2 separate regions of the Homo sapiens genome follow, and region 2 is linked to region 1. A link is a loop called in an ENCODE intact Hi-C map of the cell type or tissue named here. Cell type or tissue: CD4-positive, alpha-beta T cell. All regions are shown on one strand. Links, peaks and the distances in the headings refer to the core of each region. The heading gives the core; the rest is flanking DNA.

What was found. Hi-C counts contacts between places; a loop is a spot of excess contacts. Peaks named below come from ENCODE experiments on the same cell type or tissue, not always from the same donor. Only the 100,000 strongest peaks of a DNase experiment are listed, where the experiment ranks them.
Region 2: it touches region 1 in a loop (15-fold over the local background); 76 of 110 quality-filtered maps call a loop at or near these places.

What each region holds. Positions count from the first base shown.
Region 1 is chr1:6,716,323-6,724,650 of GRCh38, forward strand. No RefSeq gene overlaps it. Among named protein-coding and RNA genes, the nearest start is that of LINC01672, 4.3 kb to the right of the region's middle. In CD4-positive, alpha-beta T cell, for the core only: CTCF peaks have their summits at 3,834 (motif pointing right) and 4,034; a DNase peak (open chromatin) is centred at 3,859.
Region 2 is chr1:7,065,849-7,074,176 of GRCh38, forward strand. All of the region lies in intron 3 of CAMTA1 (calmodulin binding transcription activator 1), which reads left to right. Among named protein-coding and RNA genes, the nearest start is that of CAMTA1-AS3, 56 kb to the left of the region's middle. RefSeq lists an enhancer at 4,717-4,836. In CD4-positive, alpha-beta T cell, for the core only: CTCF peaks have their summits at 4,711 (motif pointing left) and 4,911; a DNase peak (open chromatin) is centred at 4,743; H3K27me3 peaks cover 190 bases.

The DNA.
Region 1 (8,328 bases), core at 117-8,116:
AGGGAGAGGGGATAATCCATGAGTTTTAAGCTGTGCACCATTCTGGGCAGCGTGATGAGATCTCTCGCTGTAAGCTTGATCCCGTCTGCAACGTGAATCCTCCCTTTGTCCAGCGCATCCAGGCTCTACCTGCTGGTTAGTCACTTAGCCATCTTGGTTGTCAGAGCTACTGTCATGGTATCACCGTGTTTGTGTTCAAGAAACCCTTGTAGTACTTAACATTGGCCCCAACTTGCAAGAGTAGTGATGCTGGCACATTGTTATAATTGTCCTATTTATTATTACTTATTGTTAATTGCTTACTGTGCCTAATATATAAATTAAACTTTATCATAGGCATGTAGTCTGTAGGAAAAAACAATATACATAGGGATGGGTACTATCTGAGGCTTCAGGCATCCGCTGGGGATCTTGGAACATATCCCCTGTGAATAAGAGGGGACTACTGTATGCTAAAACGGGGAGGAGAGAAAGAGCTGGAAACAAAAAAATGATGGAAGTGGAGAAGCCAGGAGATGTTTTCATTCACTGATAGGCAGAGGAACAGAGTTCAGATTTGAGTACCAAGGACCCCCCAGGAGCAGAACATTGCCAAGGAAAGCCCTAAGTCCCTCTTCCTGAACTGGGGTAGATCAGCCTTCTCCTCAGCATCGCTGATCTCGGGAAGCACATGGCTCTGCCATTTGGTAAGCTTCGTGTCTTAGTCCGTTTGGGCTGCCATAACCAAAGACTATAGATTGGGTGGCTTCAACAACAGACATTTATTCCTCACAGTTCTGGAGGCTGGACAACTCCAAGACCATGGCGCTGGCAGATGTGGTGTCTGGTGAGGGCTGGCTTTTTGGTTTACGTCTGTCTTCTGTTTCCTCATATGGCAGAAGGGCTGAGGTACCTCTCCAGGGCCCCTTTTATTTATTTATTTTTTAATTTTTATTTTTAGTGACTGGGTCTTGCTCTGTCACCCAGGCTGGAGTGCAGTGGCATGATCATAGCTAACTGCAGCCTCCAAATCCTGGGCTCAAGCAATCCTCCCACCTCAGCCTCTCAAGTAGCTGGGACTACAGGCGTGCACTACCATGCCCAGATAATTTTAAAAAATATTTTGTGGCTGGGCGTGGTGGCTCACGCCTGTAATCCCAGCACTTTGGGAGGCCGAGGTGGGCGGAATACATGAGGTCAGGAGTTCGAGACCAGCCTGGCCAACATAGTGAAACCTCGCCTCTACTAAAAATATGAAAATTAGCCGGCCATGGTGGCGGGCACCTGTAATCCCAGCTACTCAGGAAGCTTGAGCCCAGGAATTTGAGACCAGCCTGAGTAACATAGTGAGACCCCATCTCTACAAAAAATGTTTAAAAATTAGCCGGGTGTGGTGGCACATGCCTGTAGTCCCAGCTACTTGGGAGGCTGAGGTGAGACGATCGCTTGAGTCCTGGAGGTTGAGGCTACAGTGGGCTGTGGTGGCACCATTGCACTCCAGCCTGGGTGACAAAACAAGACTCTGTCTCAAAAAAAAAAAAACAAACAAACAAAAAACCTTCTGGGTTTTTGTTGGTCGGTTTGTGTTTTGTTTTGTTTCAATTTGTTTTTCTGTGAGTATTTTATCTTATGAAAATATTGAGAGTCCTTGGGGTGGAAAATGGAGGTGTTCTTGTCTAATGGGTATAGGGTTTCAGTTTTGCAAGATGAGAGTTCTGGATATTGATTTCACAACAATGTGAATGTACTTAGTGTTACTGAACTGTACACTTAAAAATGGTTAAGATGGTAAGTTTTATGTGTATTATGATTAAAAAATATATATATATATGGAGCCTTGACCCCTTGACTTTGGGTGGCTTTTTAATCCAGATACTTTGCTTCTATTTTTATTGTCATCTGGAAAGCCAAGCTGTAAGCAGAAATGCTACTGGTTAGTAAGAGATAGAAAGTTCTGGAACTCAGCAGAGTCACCATTGCTTAGTGCCATACCTGTTCACAGTGCTCACAGCTGGCATTACTAAATGAGTTTTCAACTTTAGAGAAGCACAGCTTTGATTGTATACAGTGGCTGGCCAAGGACTCAGGTCTTCAGTGTTAAAGCTGAAGACGCTTCTCGTGAGGCCGGGAGAGGGTTCCCAATCTCAGCACTATTGACATTTTGGGCTGGATAAGTCCTTGTTGTAGGAACTGATCTATGCATTGAAGGCTATTTAGCAGCATGCCTGGCTTCTACTCATCAGATTCTAGCAGCACCAGTCCCCGGGTGTGGCAGCCAAAAAATGTCTCCAGACATTGCCAAAACCCCCTGGGCACACAAAATTGCCCCTGGTTGAGGACCACAGGTGATGAAGCTGTCGGTCTCAATACACACTTCTCTTCTCCAACACTGGCTTTTCCTACTGCGCCACTGTGAGCAAAGATTTCTAGCTTCTAGAATAAAATGAATTGAAAGAGAAAAATATTTAAGCTAACATTTAAAGCAAGCTTGTCCAACCCGTGGCCCGTGGGTTGCATGCAGCCCAGGACGATTTTGAATGTGGTCCAACACAAATTTGTAAACTTTCTTAAAACATTATGAGATGTCTTTGCTTTTTTTTTGACGGAATCTCACTCTGTTGCCCAGGCTGGAGTGCAGTGGCATGATCTTGGCTCACTGCAATCTCTGCCTCCTGGGTTCAAGTGATGCTCCTGCCTTAGCCTCCTGAATAGCTGGGACTACAGGCATGTGCCACCACGCCCGGCTAATTTTTGTATTTTTAGTAGAGATGGGGTTTCACCATCTTGGCCAGGCTGGTCTTGAACTCCTGACCTCAGGTAATCTGCCTGCCTCGGCCTCCCAAAGTGCTGGGATTACAGCTGTAAATTACGGTGCCTGGCCTTTTTTTTTTTTTTGCTGAAGCACATCAGCTATTGTTAGTGTTTAGTATATTTTATGTGTGGCCCAAGACAATCCTAACAATGTGGCCCAGGGAAGCCAAAAGACGGGACACCCCTGATTTAAAGAATGCTTACAATGTGCCAGATACTGCACTGTGCTACCTGATTAATGATCTCATTTAATCTTTTCAACAATTATCTGATGTAATTATAGACAGCCTCATTTTACAGTTGAGGAAACTGGGGTTTAGAGAAGTTGAATAACAGTGCGAAGTGGCTTATGCCTGTAATCCCAGCACTTTCGGAGGCTGAGATGGACAGATCGCTCAAGCCCAGGAGTTTGAGACAAGTCTGGGAAACATGGCAAAACCCCGTCTCTACAAAAAATACAAACTTAGCCAGGCGTGGTGGTGCTTGTGTGTAGTCTCAGCTACTTGGGAGGCTGAGATGGGAGGATCCCTTGAGCTCAGGAGGCGGAGGTTGCAGTAAGCTGAGATCGCCCCACTGCACTCCAGCCTAGGAAGCAGAGTTCAGACCGTGTCTCAAAAAAAAAAAAAAAAAAAAAAAAAAAAGAGGTTGAGTACTCGTTCCAGCTCACGGAGCTAGTAAATAGAAAGACCAGGATTCAGACTCAGGTTTGTATCTTTCAATGACTGTTTTTATGTTTCCTTGGTTTATTTATGTTTTCTCTTTGAGATTAACTTATATGATGATGTTTCAGAGGACTTTTAGCCATAGGTGTGATAACACCAGCTTGATTTTAGAATTCCCTGGGATATGCGGCGTGTAGATGTTATCTGTGACCCATGAAGGTAGAGAATGTTTTATCGGCCACTCAACAGCTCTGACTCTTAAGATAAAGTCTCTATGAGTTAGGAGGTAAGTACATTACTGCCTACATCACTGCCCCTCTGGGAAAAATGTCGGTTAAGGGGCCACAGCACTGGTCCCCTTCCCAGTTGTAATAATGCTTGCATGTCCCTTAACCAGCAGAGGGCAGACTTGTGGTCCCAATGAACAGAAGCGTACAAAGAGACTGCACTTGAAGGTTTAGAATAGGAAGGGGGATGTTTCAGGAAAATGGCGCCCCCATCACCTGCTTGTGCAGAAGCAGGGCTGTTTTGTGGACAATGTGTTTGATTCTCTGGTTCTTTTCTCTTTTTCTTTTCATTTTTTTTTTTTTTTTTTTTTGAGACAGAATTTTGCTTTTGTTGCCCAAGCTAGAGTGCAATGGCGCAATCTTGGCTCACTGCAACCTCCGCCTCCCGGGTTCAAGCAATTCTCCAGCCTCAGCCTCCCTAGTCGCTGGGATTACAGGCGTGCACCACCGCGTCTGGCTAATTTTTTTTTGAGACAGAGTCTCACACTGTCATCCGGGCTGGAGTGCAATGGCGTGATCTTGGCTCGCTGCAACCTCTGCCTCCCGGGTTCAAGCGATTCTTCTGCCTCAGCCTCTCGAGTAGCTGGGATCACAGGTGCCCGCCACCACGCCTGGCTAATTTTATGTATTTTCAGTAGAGACGGGGTTTCACTATGTTGGCCAGGCTGGTCTTGAACTCCTGACCTTGTGATCCACCTGCTTCAGCCTCCCAAAGTACTGGGATTACAGGCGTGAGCCACCGTGCCCGGCCCTGGCTATGTTTTTTGTATTTTTTTTTTTAAAGTAGAAACAGGGTTTCACCATGTTAGCCAGGCTGGTCTTGAACTCCTGACCTCAGGTGATCTGTCCGCCTCAGCCTCCCAAAGTGCTGGGATTACAGGCATGAGCCACCACGCCTGGCCTCTCTGGTTCTTTTCAAAAGTGCACGACCTCCTTCCAGAAGGCTCACAATAAGTGGGCATACCACCTTAGTTCTGTTTTCCCAGTCCTGGTTTATCTTTTTGTATTTTTTTATTTTGAGACAGTGTCTCTGTCACTCTGTCAGGCTGGAGTGCAATGGTGTGATCTTGGCTCACTGTAGCCTCCACCTCCTGGGCTCAAGCAATCCTCCCATCTCAGCCTCCTGAGTAGCTGGGACTACAGGCACATGCCTCCACGCCTGGCTAATTTTTGCATTTTGTGTGGAGACAAGGTCTTGCTATGTTGGCCAGGCTGGTCTCAAACTCCTAGGCTCAAGCCATCCGCCTGCCTTGGCCACCCAAATTGCTGGGATTACAGGCATGGGCCACCACGCCCGGGCCTAGTCTTGGTTTTTCATTGTGAAGATGATCCTGGGCCTGAAAGTATTCCAGGAGCAAAGCCTGTTTCTGCCATGCGGGACACCATCAAGGAGAGGGTTTTCCTCTGCACCCTCCTTTTTGGTAGGTTCTCAGGGGTTCAGTGCCATGACTGCGAAGTCAGACCATGTGTTCAGGCCCCAGCATGCTACAGGAGGCCCCAGCACGCTACTGGAAGCAGGATGCTGGATCTAGAAGGTGATGGATGTATTAACATGAGGAAAGTCACTCACGTTTTTACCTCATGTAAAAGGAAATTACCAAGAGAATCTGCAGCCAAAATCCTGTCCAGACTGAAACTCTGATGAACTTACCCAAATCTTCCCTTTCCCAGGCTTTCCTGCATGACAGTTCCAGGAAGATTCAACAAAAGCCACGGCTTCTCTGAGTTTGTTGTTTCCTGGAGAAACAAGCTTTCACCTGCCACCTGGCCCTCTGTAGCTGCTTATAAATACAGATGTGGGTGGCAGAGTCATGCCAATCATGATAAGCTGTTCATACAGAGGCTTTTCACTCACTGTCCGTGTTACCAACAGTATCTTAGTAGAGTCAAGAGTTTTGTTTTTAAATTTTTTAATTTTTAAATAAAGATGAGGTCTCACTAGGTTGCTGCAGCTGGTCTTGAACTCCTGGCCTTAAGTGATCCTCTCCCACCTCGGGCCTCCCATGTTACTGGGATTACAGGTGTGAGCCACCACACCCAGCCTCAAGCATTTTCTTTCTTTTTTAAAATTTATTTTTATTATTTATTTATTTATTTTTTGAGACGGAGTCTCGCTCTGTGGCCCAGGCTGGAGTGCAGTGGCACGATCTTGGCTCACTGCAACCTCTGCCTCCTGGGTTCAAGCAATTCTCCTGCCTCAGTCTCCTGTGTAGCTGGGATTACAGGCACACACCACAACACCCAGATAATTTTTGTATTTTTAATAGAGATGGGGTTTTGTCATGTTGGCCAGGCTGGTTTCGAACTCCTGACCTCAGGTGATCCACCTGCCTTGGCCTCCCGAAGTGCTGGGATTACAGGCTTGAGCCACAGTGCCCGGCCTCTTTTTTTTTTTTAATTATAGAGACGGGTTCTCACCATGTTGTCCAGGCTGACCTCGAACTTCTGAGCTCAAGTAATCCACCTGCCTCAGCCTCTATAAATGCTGGGACTTATAGGCATGAGCCATTGTGCCTGGCCTCCTTCAAGCATTTTCAAAATTTCTTCTGAATAGGAGTGGTGGAGGGCTGTGTTGGAGCATTTCTCTTCTACCTCGTCTGTCCTCCTCACTCTCAGGTATGTCTGATTATATTGAAAGTTTAAGGTTGTTGCTAAGCCTAGTATGGTGGTCATTGGGGAGAATCCCAAGAACGTCACAGGTGCTGTTTCTTCAATGAAGGCAGAGGGGAGTTCTCACTCCAAGCAATGAGCTTACTCTAGAAACAGCCTATCTGTTGGATTCCTGCATTTCATATGAGGTTTGAGTAACTAGTTCCTTGCAAACAATATGAAAAGACAAAAGTTTCAAGGTTTAGAATCACCATGGCAACGCCCCAGATTCCCTGCCGTGCCCAGGTCTTGGAGTGGTAGGAACTGCTCATGCAATTTTTCCGAAATTGGCCAAAGCTTCAAGACCTACGGGGTTTCCCATTTGGTGCTCAGAATGTGAATTTTTTTTTTTTTTTTTTTTTTTTTGAGACAGAATCTTGCTCTGTCGCCCAGGCTGGAGTGCAGTGGCACGATCTTGGCTCACTGCAACCTCCGCCTCCTGGGTTCAAGCAATTCTCCTGCCTCAGCCTCCTGAGTAGCTGGGATTACAGGCGTGTGCCACCACGCCCGGCTAATTTTTTTTGTATTTTTAGTAGAGACAGGGTTTCACCGTGTTAGCCAGGAAGGTCTCCTGACCTCGTGATCTGCCACCTCAGCCTCCCAAAATGGAATGTGAATTTTTATAGTTGCCACGGCAAAGTCTCCTGTTATATGGGTATAGTGGGTTGAATCGTGGCTCCCAAAAGTGATGTCCAAGTCCTAACCCCCAGAACATGAGAAAGGGACCGTATTTCGAGAATGGGTCTTTGCAGATGTAATGAAGGATCTTGATATCATTCTGGATTGAGGATGGACTCTAGCTCCACTGACAGGTGTCCTTATGAGAAAAAGGTAGAGGCAGATTTGAGACACAGACACAGGGGAGACGGCCATGAGAAGACAGAGGCAGAGATTGGAGTGAAGCAACCACAGGCCAACAAGTCACCGATACCAGAAGAAGCAAGGAAGGAGTCTGTCCTACAGTCTTCAAAGGGAGCGTGGATCTACTGACACCCAGATTTTGGACTTCTGACCTCCAGAGCGGTAAGAAAATAAATTTCTATTGTTTTAGGCTACCAAGTTTATTACAGCAGGCTCAGGAAACTAATACTCTAGGTGACGTCTGCTCCTCCACCCCATGCCTCTGCATGCTTGGGTTACAACAGAGAGTGCTTTCCCCTTGGTTGAACAACACTTTTTTTCTTGAGAAAAGAAAACATAAGGGTAAAGCAGTTTTTGGAAGGGTTACTCAGCCAGCTAGATCGTCAGAATCAACTCTGGTAGGAGTGGGCCACAAACATCCATCCTAGGGCATCCGGAGAGAGTCATTCTCCCTAACAATAGCTCTGGGCATGGCTCTGTATTCGTCTGTTCTTGCATTGCTATAAAGAACTACCTGAGACTGGGTCATTTATAAAGAAAAGAGGTTAAATTGGCTCACGGTTCCACAGGCTGTACAGGAAGCATGGTTGGGAGGCCTCAGGAAACTTACAATCATGGCGGAAGGTGGAGGGCAAGCAGACACGTCCCACGTGACTGGAGCAGGAGGAAAAGAGAGCGAAGGGGGAGGTGCTGCACACTTTCAAACAACCAGATCTCACGAGAACTCACTCACTATCACGAGAACAGCAAGGGGGAAGTTTGCCCCCATGATCCAATCACCTCCCGCCAGGCCCATCTTCCAACATTGGGGATTATAATTTGACATGAGATTCGGGCAGGGCCACAAATCCAAACCGTATCAGGCTCCACATTTTGTTTCTTTGTTTTTTTTTTTCCCTGTCCTTCCCTCTACCTGAAGCTCATTTGAAAGCAAGTTTCCATTGCTGCTATTCCTTCCTTACTTTGGTCAGAATCCTCTTTTTGTGGTATCATAAATGGTTTCCATGGAAACAAAAGGTTAGGATAGAACAGTGCCAATGTGCATGTAAACTTCAGAATTAAACAAGGGCTGTTGTTTT
Region 2 (8,328 bases), core at 15-8,014, 350 kb after region 1:
CCTTACATTGTGAAAGAGTAAAGCAGTCTTAAGACTGGGTGTGAAATGGAGAAGAACGCAGCACTGGCTTAAACTTGACTGTGCCATTGGCGCTTGCTGGCAGCAGCTGAGCCTCAGGCACCCTGAGCAAGCACAAGGCGGAGAAATGAGACCTGCTGGTGCTTACACCAGAACTGACTGGCAACTGGGAGGGGCTGAGCCTGGGATCTGGGGCCACTTGAGCTTGACCTCATACCTGTTTATGTCCTAATTGCTTGCTTCCAGTTCAGCCCCTCTTCTCTGAGACCATCCTCTCCGAGGGGTCTTTTCTCTCTGGCCCTTTGATGCTCTACAAATCGTCTCCTTTCTAGTGGTTCCCTCTTCTTCTCCCAGGGCAACAGCATCACAGGGGCATCCCTGGCTCCTGGGGCTGTAGCTGTTGGCCTTGGCCCATGCTTAGGGCCTTCCCACCCTCAGTGTCTCATCTCAGGTGGGCTGGCTATGCACCACCCCGGGATCTACAGTGTGGGACAAGGCACACACACTTTTGATTGATAAACAGGGTGTGTCATTTAAAGAAGTTGAGACAGATTTTTCTGGTCCCTGGTCAACACTGACTTAGAAAGATCTAAGAAAATCTATAGATCAGATTTTACTGCTTTCAAGATAAACGTGCTTACATTTTCGACACAGAGCATCAGTAACCTCTGAAAATGAAATGCTTCCCCTCTTTCCCATGTTCTGGATGGATTTGGTAGAACTTGCATCAGGCTGCAAAGTGCATGAAGTTGAAGCTGACTCCTTGCTTAAAGAGAAAACCTTAAATATTAAATGTCCATTTGTCTGTTAAGTAAACAGTTGCATTCTTTCAGAAGTCCTGATGCTAACAACATCTGCGACACGGGACGGTCAGCTTCCCAAATGGCTGTGTTAGCCCCATGTTCAGGGCCTGGACTTTTCCTGAATAATAGGTAAAGCCAAGGGAAGGAAAGTTTTACTTCCTTTCTGGGCTAAATTGTCATCTGGGAAGCATCATAGGCTCAGTTTAGAGGAACATGGCATTGTCCTTTACCCAGGTGACTGTATTTGCTATTTTACATTGGCTTGATTAGATCAAGGCAGGACATTTGTTATCGCTGACTCTCAGCCTGGAAGCAGCATCTAATATGTAAGCAGTTGACTCCTGCTGGATGGGCACATAAACTGGGTGTCATGTTATTAAGATGTGGTGAAAGGTAGACACCTTCCCTGTGCTTGGAATGCCCCAGTCCCCACACGGGGCACCCCCTTACCCATAGCACTGTCTCATCAGAAGTTGGCTGGAGTGTTGGGAATTGGAAGGGCAGGGAGGTTGTTGGTAGGGCTGGTAAATCTATGGCATGGAAAAGGTGGAAGAGTTATCTCTGCTTCCTAGGGACGAAGGCCTCTCCCGGGGCTGGGAAGTTCCTGTCCCTTGTACTCAGGGTCTCTCTTCCCTGGACAGTGCTAGACAAATAGGACTCCTTTAACTCCTTAGGAAGTTCCCTGTCTTTAAGCATTGTCTTTCTTTAAACAGGCTTCAATGCAACCAATTAGGTTCTTACTTGCTGAATTCTTCTTCTTCTTCTTCTGCTTCTCTGAGATCTGAGGGGGATTTGAATGATCTTGACTCTGTTCCCAACCAGCCTCTTGGTTTAATTCCAGGATTCATTCATTCAACAAATATTTGAGTATCTGCTGCATGCTGGGAACCATGTTCCTTGCAAGGCATACGGCAAAGAACAAGGTAGATAAGTTCCTCGCATTTATTGTGTGTCTATTTGTCTATTTTAACCCAGAACATCTTCTGAGAGGATCAGTTTTACCAGGCAAGGGCAACTTTTGATGGTTTCCCCAATAGCATTCCCGTCTTATTTCTTGCCGACAGGACCTTGACTGTGTTCAGGTGTCAGTGGCCAAATTCTTGGGGAGATGCCAGGGCCCTCTCCAGTCCCAGGGGATAAACCTAGATCCGTCTAAGCCCATCATGGTCAGTGATTGGTTTAGGGGCGGCCTGTAACTCAGTTATTGCCAGTGAGATGGCTAGGCACTTCTAGGACAATTTCCTGGCTCTTAAAAAAGGGTGTATGATTTCTGTCTTCTGGACTTTGGAAAATGTGATGGTTATGGGAGGCCGCTATGGTCACCTTGCAGCCATGTGGGTCCAGCCCAAGGTCATAGCATGGTTGAGCCGAGAGAAGGAACCCAGCTGACATCAACCCTACCTCCAGACTTCTTGTGACATGAGATGGTACATTTTCCTTCTTCTTTAAGGTAATTTAGGTTGGATTTTCTGTAATTTTGCAGCCCAAAATATCCTACTTGAAAGCAAAAGACATCTGCCCTCGTATTCATGCAGCGGTGTGGTCGCTTTAGCCTTTCTCCAGGCTCATTGTGTTGTGCTCAGTTTTGTACACAAGTACGTTCTTTTCTAAATGGCAAGACGCTTAAGATGCTTGGATTTCCTCTTCCACCGCCTCTCTCCAGCACAGCACTGAGCTTAATATCTTGTATGTCGTGGGATATCAATAAACGCTTATTGAGTTGAATTTGAGTTTTACGGACATGAGTTTAAATTTGGTGACTACCCACGGGCTTCTGAGAAATTATTGAAAGCCAATCTATGGCCCAAAGAGAGGACGGCCTGATCAAGGCATGTGCTGTTGGGCCAGGCAGACCACGATGGGGATGAACGTGCCCTGTGTGAGGTGCCAGAGAAAATCCATCATGCATCCCGAGCTCTGTTTTTTATTGAAAAATCCATTTATAAATAATCTGGACAAATAAAGTAAAAGGCACTTTATTGGGATTCAGAAAAATTCATGGCTACTGAACATCCGGCCAATTCAGCTCCCAGCTCCCAATTAGCCTGCCAGGGCCTCTCTCAGTGGCAGGGGCCCTGCCAGCCACTCGAAAGGCTGCCCTGGGACTATGAGTCATTTTCTTATTTCTTAGCATGCTGGGCGTGAAAATCTTCTTTCTCTTTCTTATTACATGCTAGCACTTACCGGGTGCTTTGGCCAAGCAGATATATCAGCATGTTTTTGTGCAGATAATTGACAGTGGAGCAGGAAGACACTCTCCTCTAAGTTGCTCCCTCTCTTTGTTCACTCGCTTGCTCGAGAACCCAGGGACGGTGGGAGGAATGGCCAAGCTGGACGCAGGCCTGGCCTCCGCAGAGCTGGCGAGCAGGAAAGGCAAGTTTCAGACACCTCCTGCCATGCCCTTGACCCTGCTGGGCCCCCGGTATCCTAGGAGTGTTTTCCCATTTCCGGCCATGTCTTTATTTTATGATTGTTCCCTTAACCCAAAGGCAACTGGGAAAGATTGTCATCCTTCACCACGAAGAGGCCGTTGTCATTTAGTGAGTACCTACTGCATGCCACATGCTATGCAGAAGGTGGTTGTTGCTTCGTCTCACCTAGCCCTCCCAGAGACCCTCCAAGGACAAATATGAGACTCAGAGATGTTAACTGACTTGCCCAGGGTCACACAGCTTGTAAGTGGTGGAACCAGAATTAGAAAATGCAATTCCTTTTTTTGGAGCCTCACCTCCTTCCATCGGGATCACAGTGATCATATTTTCCAAACTGAAAATGGGATGCAGGGGGCCTGGCACGGGGCAACGGGGCAATCAGTAGTTGCTGGGAGAATAAACACACGAATTGAGCCAAGGGTCAGCCAACGGGACAGGTCTTTTGTCAGCGGACCGTTTGGGCCATCTGGTCCCAGGGACCACAGGGTCTGTCTGCCTCTCCGTAGGGTGGGCTGTGGGTAGTGGGGTGCCCGTGAGGGGAGAGGAACAAGAGAGCCTGGACAGCAGGCTCTGGGGGTGCTGTGGCCTCTGAGAGTGGAGTGGGAACAGGGGACTGGCAGAGGAGCTGGTAGCGAGGGCTTGTGTGTGGCTGCTAACTGGATCCATTTGCCAAATCAGCAAAGTTTGGAGCTGAGACTCCAGACTTACCCTGGGCCTAACTTGGGAAAATATTACGCAGTACAAAATAAAATTAAACAGTATTAACCACAGGCCCAAATTGCACCTATATTTTAAAAAGCATTGTGCAGCTGAGACTTATAAAGCCCGGCACCAGCGTGAGGCCATCTTGGTTAATGAGAGCTCTGCGCCTGCTACTCCTTGCCGCGGCCTCTGGTTCACGTCCTCTCGCCCTCCTCCGCTGGGGATGTGCGGGGCCTCCGGTGAGCCGCAGCTCCCTCGGAAGGATGCACCCTTTGCTCTCTGGAGCAGGACGGGCTTTTCTGAGAGGCGGGGCCCGAAGTGTCCGGAGCCGCCAGCCTCAGGGGCTGCACTGGCCTCTCCTTTCCTCTGCCCACACAGAGAACAGCAGCATCAGATGGGGGCGGGCTCAAAAGGGCTTCATAGGCGCCCCGACATCGCAGCTACGGAGGGGCCAGAAAGGAGGCGTGGATATTGTACTGCACTTTCTGGACTTTCACGGGAATTCATGAAGGAGCCTGAATATGCAGCAGCCACATCTGGGTTTATTTCAGCTTGGACACTAATTCATGTTGGGTCCCGTAGTAAATCATTTTTCATTCAGTTACTTGTTTTTCCTCACTTGAAAAATGGGCGTGATACTGGTGGTCGCTGTTGTCTTCCCGCAGCGATAGAATGAGGCTCTGCAGTGATTTCTTTTCCTTCCAAAGTCGAAAGCTCCTCTGGCTTTGCACAACCTTTTGAGCACGACCTTCTCTCTCATCACGGTGATGCCTGTTGCCCCCTAGTGGTCACCAGCAAAGGGAGTGGTTGAGCCGACGATCCCAGGTTGCAACTCAGACCCAGGCCTGGCCCTGAACCCAGGTCTTCCTGCTGGTTCCGAGGCATCTCTGGGCAGGGTGGGTTATAGGGAGGGGACCAGAGAGGGAGTCCTCCCAGTCGCCTCCACCAGGCAGCCCTCCAGCTTGTCAAACTGTCGCCAGCAGTGTTTTCTCAGCATGGAGATTGTGTGTGAGTGTTAAGTCTAGAAAAATCACTCAGGCAAGGCAAAGACTTGCTTTGGTGCAGGGGACTGGAAAGCAGATGTGCTTTTTCTGGCTCTGAACACTGAGGGGAAGTGAGCTTTGGAAGAGAGGCGCTGACTTGGTGTGTGTTTTGGGGCAAGAGGAAGTTTAAAGAGGGACAGTCTGAGCTTGCTCTTTGCAGGGGCTTGCTTGGAGGCCCACAGGCTGGCTGAGCATGAGAGAGAGTGTGCCAGTCAGAGCCCGCAGACTGATGGCTTGCTTAGGAGTATGGACTGGAGCGAGCCTCCCCCTCCTCCTCCTCTCCTCAAACAAGGTCATCAGTGACAAATGCACAGGAGATGGTAAAGGTGGATTGGGGAGGATTTGGACGTGTTTCTTCTGACCTTGATGGGGCCATGTCCCCTCTATTTGTAATCTTGAGCTAGAACAACTGACAAATGGCCTGATAGGTGACAAAAGCAAACAATAGACTCACTTGAAAGATACAGTGAATAGAATTTAATTGAATTTTTTTTGGTACAGACATTGATTTCACCCTGTAAGATGTATGGAGTAAATCATTAGGGGAATTAATATACATTAAAATGTAGTTTATTATCATGAAACTTTTATTGTGCTTGTAGTTGTGTTTTTAATTATTATTTTAATGACTTTCTATATTTCAAATCGTGATAAATCTATTTTTTAAAAATAAACGGACTATAGTTTTACAAGGTGATGTGTAGTGCAGAGCTGTTGATGAATATTGCTCCTTCATTAATGAGAACCAACAGATTAGAAAGACTAAAAATGGACCGATTTACGCACTTTTTAAAAAGCCAATTAATATCTAACCATTAAACACAAATGTTATAGATTAGTCTCACTATCTTATCTACTCTCTGGGCTCCTATTGGATCATTCAGAGATTGACTCTTTAAACCAAGTAAGTGAAGGAGGCTCTAAAAGTGGAAATGCCTGGGACCAATTAAAACAAAGGATTTGGGCCATAATGTGCTGAAAATACCCGTGTCCTCCTGCCTGGGGGGCCATTATCCAAATGAGCAAAGAGGACGGAGGTGTTTGTCCAAGCTGTCTTTGAGGGATGAAGCAGAGGTTGGCTCTGCTGGTAGGATCAGGGTTTTGGGTGATTTCCCCAGTGGTGAAGATGGACTCGTACTGGCTTTTCTGCATTGCATCTCCTGAGCCTTCTTGGAATCAAGGGCAAATGCTTGTTCTGTGCTTTGTGGGGCTTTGTGGGTACCCCGCTCTACATGGAAATCAGCCCTATGACCACTCTCAATGCTGACCTATCCCAGCTGAGCTGAACGACACGTGGTTTTACTGTCATGGCAATATGTCCTCAGTTTTCCAATTCAAACATCTTATTTCAGATACTTGGTTCCATTAGCCACATGGGGGCTTATACCATCTTCCTCCCTGGCTGTGTGCTGGTTGGCTATTTCTGACTTTTGAGGTTGTCAGGCAACATGTCTGGGCAGCCAGAGGCAGGGGAGTATGGATGCGAGGTGTGTGGGCTCCGGAGGCACGCATCCCAAATCTGAAACCTGGCACCAGCATTTATTGTGCGACCTTGAACAGATTTACTTGCTCATTCATTCATTTATCCATTCATTTCTTCATTCAATATTTATGAAATCTGGGTGCTGTTCTAGGGATTGGAGATATAGCAGTGATCAAAATGGAGAAAAATCTCTGCATTCCAGTGAGGACTAGAGAAAGGCATTCAACAAATAGTATAGCAAGATGCAGAGTACACTGCAGAACGTCAGGCAGGACTATCGACTGTGGAGAAAAAAGAAAGTGGGGTGGAGGGCCAGGCAGTGTGTCAGGGGATGTTGCTATTTCACAGGGTGGTTAGGGAGGCCTTACCCAGAAGGGACCATTTGAGCTGTGACCCAGAGGAAGTGAGGGAGTGAACCGAGTAGGATTCTGAGGGAAGAGTTTCTTCTAGGCACAAGGGATGCAGGTGCAGAAGCCCTGGGGCAGGAGCCTGCTGTCTGTTCAGGGAGTAGCAAGGGGACTGTGTGGCTGAGTGGAAGGAGTAGATCAGAGGAATCCTGGGGCCAGATCATGCAGGACAGATAGGTCATTGGGAGGACCTTGGCTTTGAGTCTGGGTGAGATGGGCACTCCTTTAAAGGGTCCCCCTGACTAGTGTGAAGAAGCAAGAGTGTAGGCAGGGAGATCCAAAAGGCAGATGCAGTCATCTAGATGGGAGGAGGTGCTGGTAGCTTGAACCAAGGCGGCAGCAATTAAGATGGGAGAAGTGTTGGATTTTGGCCATATTTTGAAGGTAGAGTGAACAGATTTGCTTCTAATGTTTCCAAAGGAAAGGGGACAAGGATCAGTCTCAGATGTCTGGCCAGAGTCACTGGCAGGGTGGTGCTGTCATCTACTGAGGTGGGGGGAAGCTACAGAAAGAAGGGGTGTGAGTGTGGGTGTGATGGTAGGTTCATGTGTGAAGCATGTAAAGTTTAAGATCCTAGAAGATATTTGGATGGAATTGTTTAATAGGCAGCTGGATATAGGAGCCTGGAGTTCAGAGGGAGAAGTTTAGGCTGAAAACATAAATTTTGGGGTAGTCAGTGCAGAGATGACGTTTAAAGTTCTGAGTCTGGGTGAGATGACTGGGGAGGGAGTGGAGATGGTGAACAAGGCCCAGGGGAGATTTGGGGCAATCTGATGTTTAGAGGACAGGGGGATGAGGAAGAACCAGCAAAGGAAACTGAGAAGCAACAGCCAGAGAAAGCAGAAGGTCAAGAGAGAGTGAGCTTGTTAGAGGCTAAGTGAAGATGACGTTTCAATGAGGAGAGAGGGTTATCAAAAGATGCTGGTAGGGCAAGTAAAATTAAGATTAAGAATTTGCCATGGGCTTTGGCAATGTGGAAATCATTGATGACCTTGACAACAGTTGTCTTGATGGAATAGTGGAGGTAAAAATCTGATAGGAATGGGCTTGGGAGAGAATGGAAGGAGAGAACTTGGAGGCAGGCAATATAAACACTCTGCAAAGGAAGTTTGCTTTGAAGGGGAGTATAAGGATGGAATAGTAACGTTTCTTAACTCTTAAAATTCTATTTCCTGATCTGTAAAATGGAGACAAAGACAACACCTCTATCACAGAGTTACCAGGAAGATTAAATGAGATGTTATTGGAAACTCAGTGCTCAACACATAGTAAGGGCTTAAAAGGTTTGCTGGTACTGACTGCTGCCTGTCTGATTGAGGAGTGGGCAGGAGGATCTGCCCTGGTGTTTCTGTGTCCTGGGTTTTTGAAGGTAATCTCTGTTACTTTACCCTCCTGGGGTTGGAAGTCAATCACAAGTTTGGGTAAATTCCCCATTTTGGC